Linked DNA regions of Homo sapiens: region 2 is linked to region 1. The links are chromatin loops, found by intact Hi-C in ENCODE. Cell type or tissue: A673. All regions are shown on one strand. Links, peaks and the distances in the headings refer to the core of each region. The heading gives the core; the rest is flanking DNA.

Region 1 (8,767 bases), core at 3,292-5,791:
GTTACCAGTTTTTGGATAATATGTATTTGCATATCAACATAACCACTACTTTTATTTTACTTGGTTCATTAACTACAGTTGTTTTATTCTTCATTATTCCATACTATAGTTTACTAATTTGCAACATAGGTTCTTATGAATCTTCCAAAATCGCTCATTCACATAGCCGTTGACACAAAACTCTAATTCCTTGCCGGCTGGTTGCAAGGAGGCCTTAGTTCCTCACCAGCTTGACCTCTCCATAAGTTTGCTTCGTCCTTATGTCCTCTAGAGTGAGTGTCCTAAGATAGGGCAAGGAGGAAGCCACAATGTCTATTATCTCCTGATATCAGAAGTCACACACCCTTACTTTGGCAGTATTTTTTTTTTTTTCTGAGACAGAGTCCCGCTCTTTCACCCAGGCTGGAGTGCAGTGGCACGATCTCGGCTCACTGCAAGCTCCGCCTCCTGGGTTCACACCATTCTCCTGCCTCAGCCTCCTGAGAAGCTGGGACTACAGGTGCCCGCCACCACGCCCGGCTAATATTTTTGTATTTTTAGTAGAGACAGAGTTTCACAGTGTTAGCCAGGATGGTTTCGATCTCTTGACCTCGTGATCTGCCTGCCTCGGCCTCCCAAAGTGCTGGGATTACAAGTGTGAGCCACCATTCTATTCATTAGGAGCGATTCACTAAGTACAGTCAACACTTTGGGGCAGGGAAGAATTAGATTCTACTACCTTTGGAAGGAAGAAGTGAAGAATTTGTGGGATATATTTTAAAACCACGATGATCATCATATATGATTTCTAAGCATTTCCTGTTAGAGTCTATTATTCGGAATTGTTTGCAACAGTGTTGACAATTGATATGTGTTGTGTAGTTTCTTTTTGACTGCCTTGTTTTTAGGTTTGGGGATCAGTGTTATATACTCACTTTAAAGACATAACTTAGAAGTTTTCCTTATTATCTATGTTTTTGGAATAATTTTAAAGTAGCATTGGGAGTTTATACTTTTAAAAAGTATGCTAGCATTCTCCTGAGAAGTCATCTGGACGTGGGGCATTTTTTTGAGAGCTCTATTACTGGTTTTTCTATTTCTTTTGTTTCTTTTCTTTTCTTTTCTTTTTTTTTTTTTTTTTTCGAGATGGAGTCTTGCTCCAGGCTGGAGTGCAGTGGCGCGATCTGGGCTTACTGCAACCTCCACCTCCTGGGATCAAGCGATCCCCCTGCCTCAGCCTCCCGAGTAGCTGGGACTACAGGCATGTGCCACCGTGCCCAGCTAATTTTTTTTTTTTTTTGTATTTTAGTAGAGACGGGGTTTTACCATGTTGGCCAGGATGGTGTCGATCTCCTAACTTCGTGATCCGCCCAACTTGGCCTCCCAAAGTGCTGGGATTACAGGCATGAGCCACTTCTATTTCTTTTATAATTGATTTATGTAGATGTCTGTCTTTCTTAAGGCCATTTCTGGTACCAATTTCAGTATTTTTTAGGTTAAATTTTAAAGACAAATTTATATTCAGAAGATTGTTTCTTTTTTTTGCTGTAAGTCAATAGGAATAAAATGAATTACGTATTTATGTATGTTATATAAAGGCAAACATCAGAAGTTTATCAGTTCTTTAAAGAGAAGTAAACTTGTTTTACCCATGTTTGTGTTTTAACTTGTTTTTGAAGGCAATTAGGTAAATATGAGTGAATGTAAGAGTTTTCAAAAAACCGCCTATGTTCTTTTGAAATGTGTGTGCTACTTGAAGATATCAGCTATTATTTTATTTATAAATAAGAGAAATAAGCTTTATTCCATGTAATTTGATAAAACAATTTGAATTTTTGTTTCTAGATCTATTACTGTTTATAAAGGCTGGTACAAATTCATTTTTAATAAAACCAGTTTACATATTTATAAGAATGTGATTGTATGTGTGGGTGAGCCGTGTATACTGCTTTTAATAAATATTTTGGTTTGCCGGGCATGGTGGCTCACGCCTGTAATTCCAGCACTTTCAGTGGCAAAGGTGGGCAGATCACTTGAGATCAGGAGTTCAAGGCCAGCCTGGCCAACATGGGAAAACCCCGTCTCTACTAAAAATATAAAAAATACCCAGGCCTGGTGGCACCCACCTGTAGTCCAAGCTACTTGGGAGGCTGAGGCAGGAGAATCACTTGAACCTGGGAGGCAAAGGTTGCAGTGAGCTGAGATTGCACCACTGCACTCCAGCCTGGGTGACTCCATCTCAAAAAAAAAAATTGTCATTTTTTGTGTATTCATTTCTTTTTTCATCATATATAATAGGCCATCATTAAGTTAAGACTGAGTGATACACAGCAGTGGAGTGGAGACAACAAGGTACCTGCTCTTGAGGAGCTTGTGTCTAGCAGATTCTAAGTGGGGGTGTAGTGGTGGTGAGATCTGATTCAAGAAATATTTAGGAGATACTTGAAAATTATAAGACAAATTTATCAAATCACTTAATCTAGAGTTTTCATATAGATTAAGATACAGATTGTTATTTAGTTTAGCCTCTGCTAATTTTTATCCATTTTCCTTGTAATCTGCAAAATTTTCAGGTTCTTCTGTTTTATTTTCCCATTTATTTTTCCCAAGAGCTAAATATTGATGAGACTCCAGATATGAAATTACTTTAATTTGGTAGTGAGAATTGAAAATCACTGTTTTTGGTGGGGGGATAACTGTTAATTTCTTCTAAGTACCCAGGGAATAATTGTTAAGCTTTTGATTTTGTGGCTTATGTAATTAAGAATATCTGACTTCTCTTTTCAATGTGTAATCAGAAATAAAGAATTAAGAACTCAGTTAGGTTTTTTAAATTTTTTCTTTAGTTGGTTCAGATTTAAGTCTTGAATTGTTCACTTAAAGACCATATATATTCTTATATATTATATTATATATTATATAAACATATATATTTGTATGTATATATGAAGTCATACATTATACTTGTTTTGAATTTTTTAATAGGCCTATGATCATGCTAGGATACAGTAGATACACAATACATTTATTTAATTTGTGTGCATTGAAGTATTGCTGTGGACTGTGATAAAGAATTTTTGTGGTAAGCCATAGGCTTGTTATCTTTGCTTTTTTCACTTACTAGCAGAGAAGATTAATGTAGTAATGTTCATGACATTCATGTTTATTCTTTAAAATCTTCATAAAATGTTTTGAATCAGTTAAACACATTTAAAAGAGTTTGTTCCTGTGTGAATTTTAAGCCTTTTAATGGATTTTACTTCCATTTCATTTAATGAAAAAGAAACTGTGGCTCCACACAAAAGACAACATATTTTCTGCACAAGTTAAAAAAAAATTGGTAAATGTAGATCTTTGTTGACTGAAGTGCTGGGAAAGCTGCTGTTTCTTGCACGTATTCTTAAAATCAACAAAATACCTCCACAAGACAACTGGCAGCTGTGGTTGAACTTAAAAAGCACTCTTACTTATGCTAAAGTTTGCAGTATTTTAGTCCAGCTAACTGTATACTATTCTGCAAATGAAAAAATCTCAAATCGTTTAGTGGGCAAAGACTTTTGAAATTCTCTTGTACTATCCTGTGTCAGATCTTTACTACTATTTACTTGTACAGTATAGTTTATTCTACATTTTATAGTTCCACCTTCTTAAAGAATAATAATACCTGTGTATGTGTGTGTGTGTTGTGTATTTGTATGTATGTGTATATACAGTGGAAAACTTGGTTATCATAAAATATACAAATTAAAGCACCCATAAAAACTCTGGTTAAAATTTTTGCCTTCTTGTTCCTAATTTATTATATTGAACAAGATTCCTGTTGCTCTTCATATTCTCTGTTCATCTTCCATAATTCTCTTTGAAGTCAGTAGTTGCTGTAAGTATGGAAATAGAGAAGGGAAAACCTAACTAAATCCAGTGTACTTAGAGCTCTCGTGAAAGTCAATGTTGTGGCATTTTTTTAAAGGAAATTATAGGTATCTTGCTAATTTCTTGATACTGTGTCATGAGGTTATCTTTTACATAAACTCATAAATGGATGAATTATATTTTCTTACTAAAATGATGCATATATGTTACTTAATGAATGCTTGTTTCTAACTTTTTAAATTTTAAAACCATATCAGCATTATACATTTTACTTTTTAGAAACAAAGCATGCCTTTTATTTAAAGTGTGAAACATACATTAAAAATTTAGTCTTCTTTATGTGTTATCTGAAGGAAGCTTATTAAAATCTGAATTATGTTTGTTTTACCAAGAAACATGAGTATTCTTTGCAAGACATCGAATGCAAATCCAACCATCCAAATTTAGGTAATTTATTTACTGTCAAATGTCTTTCTTTCCTTCTCCCCTGTCTTCTTTTTCTTTTTTTAAAATATGATTCTGACAAGAATGATGAATTTTAATTTGTATAATTGAAAAAGTCATTTTCTCTTTCTTTCTCTTTCCTTCCTTCCTTCCTTCCTTCCTTCCTTCCTTCCTTCCTTCCTTCCTTCCTTCCTTCCTTCCTTCCTTCCTTCCTTCTCTCTCTCTCTCTCTCTGTTTCTCTCTTTCTTTCTTTCTCTCTTGTTTTTGAGACGGAGTTTTACTCTTGTTGTCCAGGCTGGAGTGCAATGGCATGATCTCAGCTCGCCGCAATCTCCACCTCCCGGGTTCAAGCGGTTCTCCTGCCTCAGCCAGTCGAGTAGCTGGGATTACAGCTGGCTAATTTTGTATTTTTAGTAAAGACGGGGTTTCTCCATGTTGGTCAGGCTGTTCTCGAACTCCCAACCTCAGGCAATCTGCCAGCCTCCGCCTCCCAAAGCGTTGGGATTACAGGCATGAGCCACTGTGCCCAGACGAAAAAGTCATTTTCTTACTTCACACGAGTAAAAATTGTTTTTGCATGCCTGTTATTTTCATCCTACAGTTGCTTAGGGTGTGCCTGTCAATGTTGATGTTCGATGTTATTAATAATGAGTAAAATTTGAAGACATTTAAAGAAAAGCATTTGGGTAATAGTTTATGGTGGTTTTTTAAAAACAGTATGTAGTATCTGTTCGAGACTATTTTATGGCAGTTATAAACTTGTATGGAATGATACCATTAACTTAGTTTGACACAGATGCTGAGGAAATACTATTAAAAAGTGATCAAGTTCCAAAATTTTACATAGTATCTGTGCGAGACTATTTTATGGCAGTTATAAACTTGTATGGAATGATACCATTTTGTTTGCTGGAATTATTACCCAAGAAAACAAACCAGTTTTTAAAATGTTCCTTTATAATTTGAGTGAGAGAGTAAAATTATGTTGGAACAATATTTGTGACAGATTTTGGGGGAAATATTTTAGGATTTTGTGCTAAAAAGTGAATTGTAACACTCATCATCCTTTGCAATGGTGAAATGTCTGCAAATTCTGAACTTAAATATTTGATTAAATATTGCAGGTATATTCATATTTTAATTTGATATGCTTAAAATAAAAATGAAGATTATTAAGGTTACAGTATCATTTAACACATTTTAAAAAAAATTTCTAAGAAATTAACTTAGTTTGGCACAGATGCTGAGGAAATACTATTAAAAAGTGATCAAGTTCCAAAAATTTACATGTTTATTTTAGGATATGCAAATCTTTTGGTCCTAAAAATTGTTGTCATTTTTCTACATCAGGCTTAGATGCCTGGCAGTAGACTGTTTTCTTTTTCTCTTGTTTATAGTGGGGAATATTATTTTTAGGGAATTTGATGGGGGGAACCTGAAATTGAGGCTTAGTTTTACAGGAAGATCTTTTTGGAGTTGTCAGGAAGTAGACTTCAAATATACTTATGTACATTCTAGCCACTTATTCAGAATTTCCTGACTTTCTGATAAGATAGAGACCAGAGCCAGTGAAATTTTCAATGAAAACATGAACTTTCAGACTTTAACGCATAATCTTCCAAGTGGGATAATCCACTGTGTATGTTTAGTGGCTTGTAAAAGTATTTAGAATTTTTTAAAAAGTTACTATCCAAAATTGAATTTAAATTACTTTAAGAATGGATACGTATTTTGGATCTCTTAACCTTTGCTGATGTTAAATATTGGTGTTTATAAACTAGCAATTTAGAGCATTGGTGAGATACTGATGAAACATAGTTACATTTCTCCTAATGAAAAAAAATTAGCAAAACTTATAGTACCAAAATAAAGGAAATTCAGATGTAGGCTATTTTTGTCTTTAGACAAACAGCATTAAAATTTTTACTTTTTTTCTTTAGAAAAAAATACAAGATGTCTGTACTAGGTTTCCAATTCAGAGTATAACAAATATTTTCTAAGGCTAAGATGCTCCTTTCTGTAAATTTCCATGGCATTTTGTACATAATTCTATTATGTTTAGAAGTTTCCTGATATAAACAGAAGGTGCAATAGCTGGACGAGTACATATTCTTTTAATTTAATGCAAGAAATTCTAATTCGGCATAAAGGGTAAAACGTATCAGACTCTCATACAGAGTTATGAAGTAGTATAAATGGAAAAACACTAAATTCCTTTGTGTTGTCCCATAAAACAGGAAGCATCTTAAGCTATTGGATGCCTAAATATTTGTATATCAGAATCTAGAAAGGAGATGGTAACCTGTAATTTGACATTAGATACAGAATTGTGTCTGAAGTTACTAAGTGCAATTTGCTAAATTTCTTCTATTGATAGATTTCTTTATGATGGGACTTTCCAATTCTGTTAAAATTGGTAGTTTTTTTATTATTGTCATGGTTTACTTATGGCCAGTGTGGTTTTATGTGTAGCTTAGCAAAAAAAAAATGTCACTTGAGGCTATGCGTTGGCATGAGTCTAAGTTTAAATCCTAATTTCATATTTAATTATTTGATGTATGTTTTGCAAATTCACTTATTAGGGATATCATATAAATGCAATGCTACTTAGAATGAAAAAGTTACTAAAAAGTTTTTTTTATTTGTATGTTATCAGAGAAGAAAATGTATATTTTATTTATTGGGAAAACAGTTAAATTAATTCCATCTCAAAATCCATTTAGAAAATATTTATCTATTTTTATTTTTAGTTTTTGGATACTTTTTTATTTTTATTTTTTTAGGTACATAATAGTTGTAAATCTTTATGGGCTACATGTGAGTATTTCTTACACGTAATGATCAAGTCAGAATATTTGGGGTATCCATCACCTTGAGTGTTTATCATTTTTATGTGTTGGTGTCATTTCAAGCCCTCTCTTCTTGTTATTTTTAAATATACATAATACTGTTGCTAAATATAGTCACACTAGTCTGTTATCAAACATCCTCCCAACCATCCTCCTCAGTTCTATTCTTTATGTACATGAGATTAAAGTTTTTTAGTTCCCATATTTGAGTAAGAATGTATGTCAAAATCCGTTTTACAATTTATTTTACTACACATTTGTATTAGGATACCTCTTTCAGATCTGTTGTTTTTGGATGGAGGGTTTTGGTATTCCAAGAGCAGGATCCTTGGAAACCCTTCAAAACCCTTAGAGTATTCTAGGGAAAAACAAAACAGAACAAAACAAAGTCAGCAACAAAAAAGTTAATAAGGGTACTTCCTGAGCTGAAAATGTCTGTTGTCTGAGGTTGTTTTTTGTTAGTTGGTTTTTCCTTCCCTCTCCTCCCCGCTCTGTTTCTCCCCCACTCCTCCCTTCCCTCCTCCCTCCCCTCTCCCCTCCCCTCTCCGCTCCCCTCTCTCTCATTCTCCTTGCTTCCTCTTCCTTTCCATCTCCTCTTTCTCTCCTCTCCCTCTCTTCTCTTTTCCCTGTTTCCTCCTTCCCTCTCTTACTTCCTCCAATTTCTTCCCTCCCTCTCTTTTCTTTTTTTTTTGCAATGGATGAGCAAGTGATGATTCAACATGTACCATGTAAAGGCACTATACCAGGTGTTAGAGACAAGTATAAATAATAGAAACAACAGTTTAAAAAGATGCTTAGAAATGAAGAACGTTTGACTGAGTTCCTAGTTTTATAAATTCAGCAAACAAATATTGTCTTCTATGTCTTTTTTTATTTTGCTAGGCACTAGGGATTTTCCTGCTCTCAAGAGGCTTATATTTTAAATCTATGCAGTGCTATAATAGAATTATGTACAAAATGCCATGGAAATTTACAGAAAGGAGCATCTTAGCTTTAGAAAATATTTGTTATACTCTGAATTGGAAACCTAGTACAGACACCTTGTATTATGAGTAGTTATCGCTGTGGCTCACATCTGTAATCTCAGCACTTCGGGAGGCCGAGGCAGACAGATCATGAGGTCAGGAGTTCCAGACCAGCCTGGCCAACATGGTGAAACCCTGTCGCTACTAAAAATACAAAAATTAGCTGGGCATGGTGGAACTCCTGACCTCCTTGTGCAATGCTTTTACAAGTGGTTAATGTTTCTGAAGAGGGTAGGTTAGAGGGAGTGTTAAGAGGATGGAAACCTCCTTGTATTGACCTCTCCAAGACGGTGCGTTCATGTCAAAAACTAATCAAGTGCAGCTGCAAGATTAATTGTGTGAGGAAGCTGTAAACATAGAAAACTATGGCCTCTACCCAGAGCTCTGTTTTATAGACAAGCATTCACTTTAGAACTACTGTCAATGAACCTGACTGAGCAATAATTTGCTCACTTGAGCCTACAGTGGTAGTATTTAAAAATTACTGAGCTTGTAGGGGATGAGGTAGATACATATAGATTTCTAGTTGAGGCATTTGAGGAAACTAGAGTAGGTCTGAGTAAAGGAGAAGATGGAATAAAATAACTTGGGTTTGTGGCT
Region 2 (8,767 bases), core at 2,767-5,266, 66 kb after region 1:
AGATGCTCAAATTTGAAGCAGTTAAATTTAACTGTTTGCTTTACTGCTTGTGAGGTGCTATAACTCATTGGGCTATGCTATAACTCACTGTGTCTTTCTCAAGCCTGATTCTTTCTTTCTGTTATTTTCTTTTGTTTAAGTTCTGTGTCGGAGGTAATCAAAAGACACTATAGTGTAGTTGAGAGGGAACTCTGGGGTTCAGCTGTGTTGGTTCAAATCCTTCTCCATCTTACTTGTTTTGTGACTTTGGGTAAGTTATGTAGCCTCTTTGTGCCTCACATTTCTCGTCTTCAGTGGGGATAATAATAGTACTTACCTCATGGGGTTATTGTATTGAATATCTACTGCATAGTAAGCACTCAATAAATGTTAGTTGTTTTTATTATTTAAATCTAAGCTGTAAACGTCATATTTATATGATTCTATTTATCAAAAATGTCCAGAATAGAAAAATCTGTAGAGATAAAAATTAGATTGGTGGCCTAGGGGAGTTGGGAGTGTAGGGAATGACTATTAATGGGTAAGGGTTTTTTTTAGGGTTGATGAAAATGTTCTAAAAGTAATTGTGGTGATGGCTGCACAAGTCTGAATATACCAGAAACCACTGACTGATACAGTTTAGATAGTGAATTGTATAATATTTCAATGGTATCTCAATAAAACTGTGAATGTATTTTTAAATATAAATCTGGCACATTCTTGATCAAAATTAAGTCACAGATTGCCAGATACAAACTGACCACAAGCACGTACTTCCTATACCATATGTACGTCTAAGTCCCTTTCTAAGAATACATTCCAATTTAGTATGAATAGAAATTACATTTATAGTCTTTAGAAATATAATCAGTTAATAACTTGATTATATTTTCTGCATATATTATATATATTTGATTATATATTGATATTGATTATATTTTACACAATAATTATTTTACTGTATTCTGTGTTTATTTTGGGGAAAAGCCTTTTTTTTTTTCAGTTGGAATCACTTTTAATATTTAAATACAAAAAATGAGCACTGGCTTCTCTTTTTTTAAACACACACACAAATCTAACAGCCAAAATGTGCAGAGGAAATGAGCTCCTGCTCTGTCTTCCCCAGTCCCCATCCTGTGGCTAAAGCTGCAGCCAGCCTCTTTCCTCTTATACATAGGGATTCATAGTGGCCACATTACACCACAGTTGTAATGCATTTTGTCTGTTTTACATTGTGTGCATGTCCCTCCCCAACAGCTCCATTCTTTAAGGAAAAAAAAGAAAGCAGTCATTAATGGTCAGGGGCACATCCCTCCCACTGGTGTCAGTTCCTACCCCACAGGAGAAAGTGAGATCTTCCAGTTAGGAGCAATTTTGTGAAAAGAGTGTGTGGCCAGAGCTGGAATAACCATTTGCATGGCTGCACTGTGGTATCAGAGTGAAGACTGAAGTAAGTCAGGATAGTGTGGAGGGCACAGTTGCAATTAAGTCTCTTCATGAGACAATGTGGGGAGATTTCTTCCCACCAGGTTTAGATGGATCAATGTGCCAAAGTTAAAAAAAAATCCAAATAATCAGCAGTTCAAACACAATTGAATTTCTGACTTCTCCCACGGAGACAGCTCATATACGGCAGTAACAATCTAGATCTTTCCAGGAAGTGAAGGAAGAGCCCCTTGCATTCTTCCTGAGAGCCCTGTGTTAGGCCCTAGAAGTATCTGCTGCTGCTGCAGTTGCTGCTGTTGCTCGGTTTGCATCTTCTCAGTCTCAAAGACAACGGGAAGAACCAGGATCATAAAGGAAGTGGTCCCAATCCACACGGCTGCCCTGGGAAACCTGTACATTTTGTGAGCCACAAAGAGGGAGAGAAAGAAGAGGTTCTGGCCGCAGACCGGACCCTCTTCGGAAACATCTCCATCAGGCCCCATAGTCTCTCCGACCAGGTCTCATCTAGCTTCTCCTCGTCGTCCTCCTCCAACTCCTCCTTAGTCTTCTCCACGTCGCCTTTTGGGAGCAATTCCTCCGGGGATAGGGGTTCCCCTGCGACAGCGGCCATGGCTGTAGGGGACACCAGAAGTGGAAAAAAAGGATAGGGAAAAGATATTTCCAAACCACTGTACTTGCCATGGATAATTTTTGAAATGAATGACAACACCCAGAAGGAAATTTTATGTGTGTGTGTATATGTGTATGTGTGTACGCGTGTAGAGCGGGAATACACACACACACTACATATATATATCATGTTACATTTTTTTCCTCTTCCATGGGTCTATTTCAGACATTTTTAAGAATTAGCATAGATAGCACAAATGGAAATTTTTTGGCCTTATTCCAGTCTACATCCTTAAAACTTCAAATAAAACATCCATATTTGGAGGCTTATTTTTCATGTTGTATAGTTTCAGTGAATGGGATCATTGGGAGAGAAAGTACACCATCGATATACAAGTTCATCTAAAATTCACAGCAAAACAGAATATTTTCCCACCATTATCAATTTTCAGCACATTTTGTTTCAGATGTGTGATTGAGTCACTGAGCCAGGAAAATGTTTACCTGCAAAGTGAGCTAATAGAAATGGGAGAAGCTTTTAAGTTCTAAAATTTCAGTCATCTCTGTCTAGCGTCTTCCCTAGAGGAAGGAAAAAGTGGGTCTCTTCCCTTTTTTATTTTCCCTTGTTAATCACAAAGCCTCTTTGTACTGGTAGGGCCTTGATGGTGGCTGAGTGCTGGCTGTTTATCATGTTCCTGTCATCCTCAAATGCAAAATGTAAAGAGGAGGAGAACACAGCTTTGGGTTTTCAAGCTTTGTGACAGCTTAGGACCTCTGAATCTCAGCTGCTCTCAAATGCTTTCTAAAGTGATTTGATCACTGAAATGGATTATGCAATTTTTATGGTTTTGAGCTCTTTGGGCATGTTCAGAACAAGAATAATATTAAAAATCAGACAGTGGAAAACAATTGAGCTTATCAGGTTAGATTTCTTTTATTATCACAAAAGCATCCAGTTCTATTATTGGAAACACAATTGTTAACTTCTGTTTCTTCCTTGAATGTTAAAAAATGTTTGTTGTATTTGATAATTCCAAATTCTAATATTGTGGATGAACCTTCCTTGCAGGGTGTCATTGTAAGATATTTTCAGGGATTCTTATGAAAGATAAGGCTTTCCTTATCTCACTTTTGAAAACCACCAGCAACTTCTACTGATATGAAACACGTAGAGACATTTATTATAGCAAGCCTAACTTGTTGAAATTACTTGAATGCTAAGAAGTCTATAATCATTAAAATTCCGGTCACTTTCCTGAATTTATTATCTATTTTTTTTTGGATTTGTATTACATCCCTTTTAATTTTCTGTTACATTATAATATTTAACAAAAACTGTGTGAGTAAATGCGAGTTAGACTGATGGAGCTTTTACCTTCTTAAAAGAAATAGGCCTAATAAAATAGGGCATTAATTTTTTATTGTTCTTTGGGAAAACAGAAATAGTACTGATAAGGATGAAAAAGAAAGGTTTTTTTTTTTAATCAAATGAGGTATTTCTCTTTATTGATTCCTAATGTGCAGTTGTTGTTAATAAACTGTTACAAATTTAAATGTCTGATGTAAGGGCTATAAAGCAGTTCCCAAACTTTAACATTGAATCTTTTAAAAATGCAGATTAAGATTCAGTAGGTCTGGGGTGGGATGTGAGCTTCAGTAGTTCCAACACTCTCCCAGGCGATGCTAGTTCTGGTCCTCGTGTCACACTCTGAATAGCAGAGCCATAAGTCACATCAGGAAATAACTTCTGTAATTGTCTTTAGAATCTGTAATTTTAAGAAATTCCAGAGAATTTAATTCCACTGCTTCTCTTGGCAACCTATTCTAGTACCTCACAACAAGTAGAGTCAAGACGTTTTTCTCAACATCTTGAATTTCTGTAATGGGAATTTTCTCAGTTAAAACAGAAAATAGCTATTCATATAATTACTTTAGAAGGTCAAAGATTATCAGGTCTCTTTCCCCTCCCTCTTCCTTTCTTCTCAGCGCCAACCTCCTTTAATATTTCCTTATGTATATTTTGCCAAAATACATATTCTGCCTTGATTTATTACCCAGTTTTAACTACAAATCTTCTATGTGGGTTAGAAATCATGAGTCTGTTAATTATTTAGTAGATGAATTGATAAAATAGAGACTTTTCTTATCCAAAATTTCTCGTTAATTAATGTGTGAAACAAAAAAATTAGAAGTCTCCGTTTCTTTTTAAAATTTTGTTAATTGTATAAATAATACAGTTTCATTTAAAAATTCAAACAATGCAAAAGTATAAATAATAAAAATGGAAAATTCTCACCCCTTTATATACCTCCCTCTTTGTACTTCTCTCTTTTTAGTTCAAACCATCTTAACAGTTTGCATATATCCTTCTAGAATTCTTTTTTTTTGAGACTCGCTTTCATTTACCCTGGAGTGCAGTGGCACAGTCATGACTCACTGCAGCCTCAAACGTCTGGCCTTAAGCAGTCCTCCCACCTCAGCCTCCTGGGTGGCTGGGACCACATGTGTGCACCACCACTCCTGTCTAATTTTTTAGTTTTGTTTTTTAGAGGCGGGATCCCCTTACGTTGCTCAGGGTGGTCTAGAACTCTTGGGTTCAAGGAATCGGCCTGCCTTGGCCTGCCAAAGTGTTGAGATTGTGGACATGAGCCATCAGGTTCAACACAGAATTATTTCTATACATACCTTTGTACCTATGTTTATATTTTTAAAAATGAGATCACAAATTATATATTGTTCTGTAGTGTTTTTCTATTTAATAATGCATCTTCGGATTCTATCCAAATGTCAGTACATATCCTCATTGTTTTTAGGGGCTGCAAAAAAAATCTATAAATAAGTATTTAAACCTTCTCAACAGACATTTACACTATTTGCAGGTTTTCGTTGTTGCAAACTGTACAACCATGAACATTGTTTTTAAAATATCTTTGTGCTCCTGTTCCAGTATTTCTAAATTTATGTTACTGTTTATATATTATTGATAGGTTAGATACTTAGCTACAAATGGATTCGCTGGTTCAAATGTACTAGACATATTTAATGTTAATAGATATTGCCAGATTGTCCTCCAAAAAAGGCAGTATCCATGTATTTTCGCTCCAAGAGTGCTTATTGATTCCTACATCCTAGTTTATGTTGGTAATTTTTATCTTTTTGTCAGTCAAATCATCTAAAATGTAGGTAATACCTCATTTTTGCTGTACTTTGAGGTGGAACACCTTTTCATTGGTTTATTAGCCATTTCGATTTCCTACCTCTACCTATTTTTTATTTTTAAATTTATTGCTCTGATTTGTAGGAGCTCTTTACATGCTATTAATGTTTGTTCCTTCCTGTTATATTGTTGTATCAATCAGCTACTGTAAACACAACCATAAAATCTGAGTGGCATATAACAGCAAGCCAATTATCTGGCCAGCTCTGTTTCATGCTGCAGGTCTGTGGGGGCAGTTGGGGAAGTTCAGCTCCCCATATCTTCATTTTGAGCCGTGAGCGGAGGGGACAAAAATCTATGCAAGGAAGGCTGTCTTCATAGCAGTAGCATGAGATTTGTTTCTATTAACATTGTCTACAAAATATTGGATACATGTATACATTAAGTACTTTATTTCAATTTAGCACATACATATCTGCTCATTTACCAAGGCGTTTTTTGTGAGTATGAGTTGCCTAGGTGGAGTTCTGAGTTGTTTTTGTTATAAGATATTGTCTTTTCAAAGCATTCAACTCAGTTTTCATGGAAAAAAAAAACCTTTCTTCCTTTTTGTTTTATGTAATATGTAAGCCAGTTACGTAATTACATTAAGAAGTACAACTGACATGAACACATTTGGGGACAAATACAGCTGAGTCTTGACAAGCATGTAACAACTAATATGAAGAGAGGTGTATGTGGTCCTATTTGGAGTAGTGTTTTATTTTTGAGCAATCAATGTGCATATTAGAATATTTACAGAGAAAATAAGGAAACTAAGATAAATTTGTCCTATTTAATCTCTTAAATGGAGATTGGATACAAGAACTGTTACTGTGAAGAGCACATTTTGAAAATATTTGCTAAATTCTGATTCTTCATATTTTGTTACTGCAATATCATCATCACTGTCCTCTTCTCCATTCCTTTAGAATTTTTTCCATGTCTTAAAGCTGTCAAGATTTGGCTCCTACCATTTTTGCTTTGGCTCATTATTTATCCTAGTAGAGCCAGACTTCACTCATACTTTTACTCTAGGAACTGGTTGACATATTTGACATATGTCTTGATTCTTACGTATTAAAAGTAACTGAAGTTCAAAAATTCATAAACTGTAAGCTGATTTAGTGTTCTTTTTAGTCCAGTATGTTGCAACATTTCATAAATAAAAGTGTTATTCTCTAAAGTGAATAATACCAATACTTAAGTTTCACAGAATCATAGGGTTTTAGAGTATGAAGCAAAGTAGAGATTATGTAATAAGCATTGTCTATTTTCTGGTGAAGAAAATGAACGTGAAAAATTTTTGTAGCTTTTCTTAGATCACACAGCAGTTAGTGGCAGAGACAGAAGTGGAATTTTTGCATAATTTACTTTCAAATACCATTAATTATTTTAAAACAATTGAATATTTTGAAATTTATGTGAGGGACATGGCAAATAGACCCAGTATTATTTTTGTACTCGTAAATACCACATTGTGATGGCAAGCCTTTTAGAAAGGAAATATGAAATTAAATGAAAAACCTAGAAATTAAGGAAGATAGAAGTTTGGTAAAAAAATTCTTAATGTATATTTTGGATTTTACATATGACATAGTTTAAACTGTAGTGGAAATATCATACCATGTCATGGAATGCTTTATCTTTCTATTTGAAATAGTAAATATTTCTAATTAGTGCTGTTAAAAATTTTTGAAATTCCTTTATTGTGACTAGGTTTTAAACTAGAAAAGAGGATAAAAGCTACTTTGTAGTCAGATGTCTATGATCTCTGTCTATGTTTCAGTCTCTCTCTCTCTTTTTTTCTCCTCTCCTCCCCAATCTCACTTTTCTTTTCTGTTCTTTTTCTTTTCTTTTTTTTTGTTGTTTGTTTTCTGCTTTTACTTTAATTTATAATGTCTAGGAAGTAACTAGTAATCCACTATGGCACCTAACATTATTAGTCATGTCATTTTAAGTTTGACAAGTATGTAGATAAATGGTATTTTAGATCCAAATTAAATTTATGTTACTGTTTATATATTATTGATAGTTTCTTTTTAGTAGGAAGGAACTATACTTTGCATTAGCATATGTTTATAATCGCTCCTGATCTTTTATCATGAATTGATCACTTTTTCTTATGAAATGTATTCAGATATGTATTGAAGACTTATTTGAATGCAGTCTGTACATTTTAAGAATTTCAGCTGTTTAATCTCTACAATGTAGTTCCAGCCTTAAGCTCACTGTATATAGTCAGTTGTCATTTAAATTCAGTCTTCCAGATCTATGGTAGGTTAATTTTATCAATAAAGTCAAAAAAATCTTAAACTTTATTCTTTGTTTATTAGCTTTAAGGGCATTATCTTGCTTATAGTATTAAAGTTCATTTTGTTGAGAAATAATTGACTAGATTTTCAAAGAGACATAAAAAGAGATTGTGTGTTATTTTAAAGCTGTGAACTACTTGAAATGTCATGAGATGGGTCTGAAATTAGTTGTAGAATATAGTTATATTATAGGTTATACATTCTTATTTTCTAGAGTAAATTGGCCACAGTAATAATAAGCTACAATTAAAACATGAAACTTTGACATAAAGAAGAAATTGGAATGTTACTCACAGCTGTTGTCATAAAAGAGATTGACTAGAAATTTATTGTCTATTCACACTTAGATCAGCTCTTTTGGAAGGAAGAAATTTAGAGCTAGAACAAATAATATTTAATGCTCATTTTATAAACTGATAGTGAGAAATATAGCTAGAAGCCAAGATTTTTAGTCCTACACATCTGGTTGTGATGATTTTGGAATCTTTACACTCTGATAATATGTCTTTGTTATGATTTTAGAATATTTTCTGGCCCATTCATTAAGCAGATATGGAAGCAAGTACTGAGTCAGACCAAGTTCCTGTCATCCATGAAGAATACTGGACTCTTTTCATTCTGAAAGAGAACAATTCTTTGGATTGTTTCAGGGAACCATTTTACCATATTACATATAAATTGAGTCTATTACTCCTCAATGTTTTCTCTTCTCTTCTTTTTCCTCTCTTCCTCCAAATTTGTTTCTTTTGTTTGACTACTATGTCAGATCAAATTTTAATAAGCATCTAAACACTTCTGGAAAATAATTGGTATGCACCTTTTATGAAATATTTGAACGTTCTCTTAAAGATGAATTTAACCCAATCAGCCACCATTTGATAGCATATTTAAAGAAAATAAAAGAAACACTTAACTTTAAAATAGTGTTTAGGTGGCTTGTATAGGATGCCAAATTATCTCTGAGATAAAAACAGGAGCACATGGTATTTTGTATTTCATTTCATCCCTTAGGTCATAGCTTATTATTAAACATTGTATAGAAAATATCAGTGATCATTGTATGCACTGAGTCAATTTCTTATTGAGAATCTTCCTAGTTTTCTCATTGTTCCTTGAGATTCTGAGAAAGTAATTTAAGATCTCTTTACGTGCATATAATTTGTAGTAGTATACTGAGCTATTGATCTATTAGCCTTACAGCTAAAAGGTTTTCTTGAAATCC

Evidence for each region. Peaks named below come from ENCODE experiments on the same cell type or tissue, not always from the same donor. Only the 100,000 strongest peaks of a DNase experiment are listed, where the experiment ranks them.
Region 2: it touches region 1 in a loop (3-fold over the local background); 2 of 110 quality-filtered maps call a loop at or near these places.

Annotation. Positions count from the first base shown.
Region 1 is chr11:87,190,885-87,199,651 of GRCh38, forward strand. All of the region lies in intron 5 of TMEM135 (transmembrane protein 135), which reads left to right. Among named protein-coding and RNA genes, the nearest start is that of TMEM135, 160 kb to the left of the region's middle. RefSeq lists a silencer at 5,750-5,950. In A673, for the core only: no CTCF peak of the experiment used is centred there; DNase peaks (open chromatin) are centred at 3,897, 4,317, 4,737 and 5,757; H3K4me3 peaks cover 1,277 bases; H3K27ac peaks cover 2,500 bases.
Region 2 is chr11:87,257,227-87,265,993 of GRCh38, forward strand. The region is part of intron 6 of TMEM135 (transmembrane protein 135); the gene reads left to right. It also overlaps the pseudogene LOC101929104. Among named protein-coding and RNA genes, the nearest start is that of TMEM135, 220 kb to the left of the region's middle. In A673, for the core only: no CTCF peak of the experiment used is centred there; a DNase peak (open chromatin) is centred at 3,755; H3K27ac peaks cover 2,463 bases.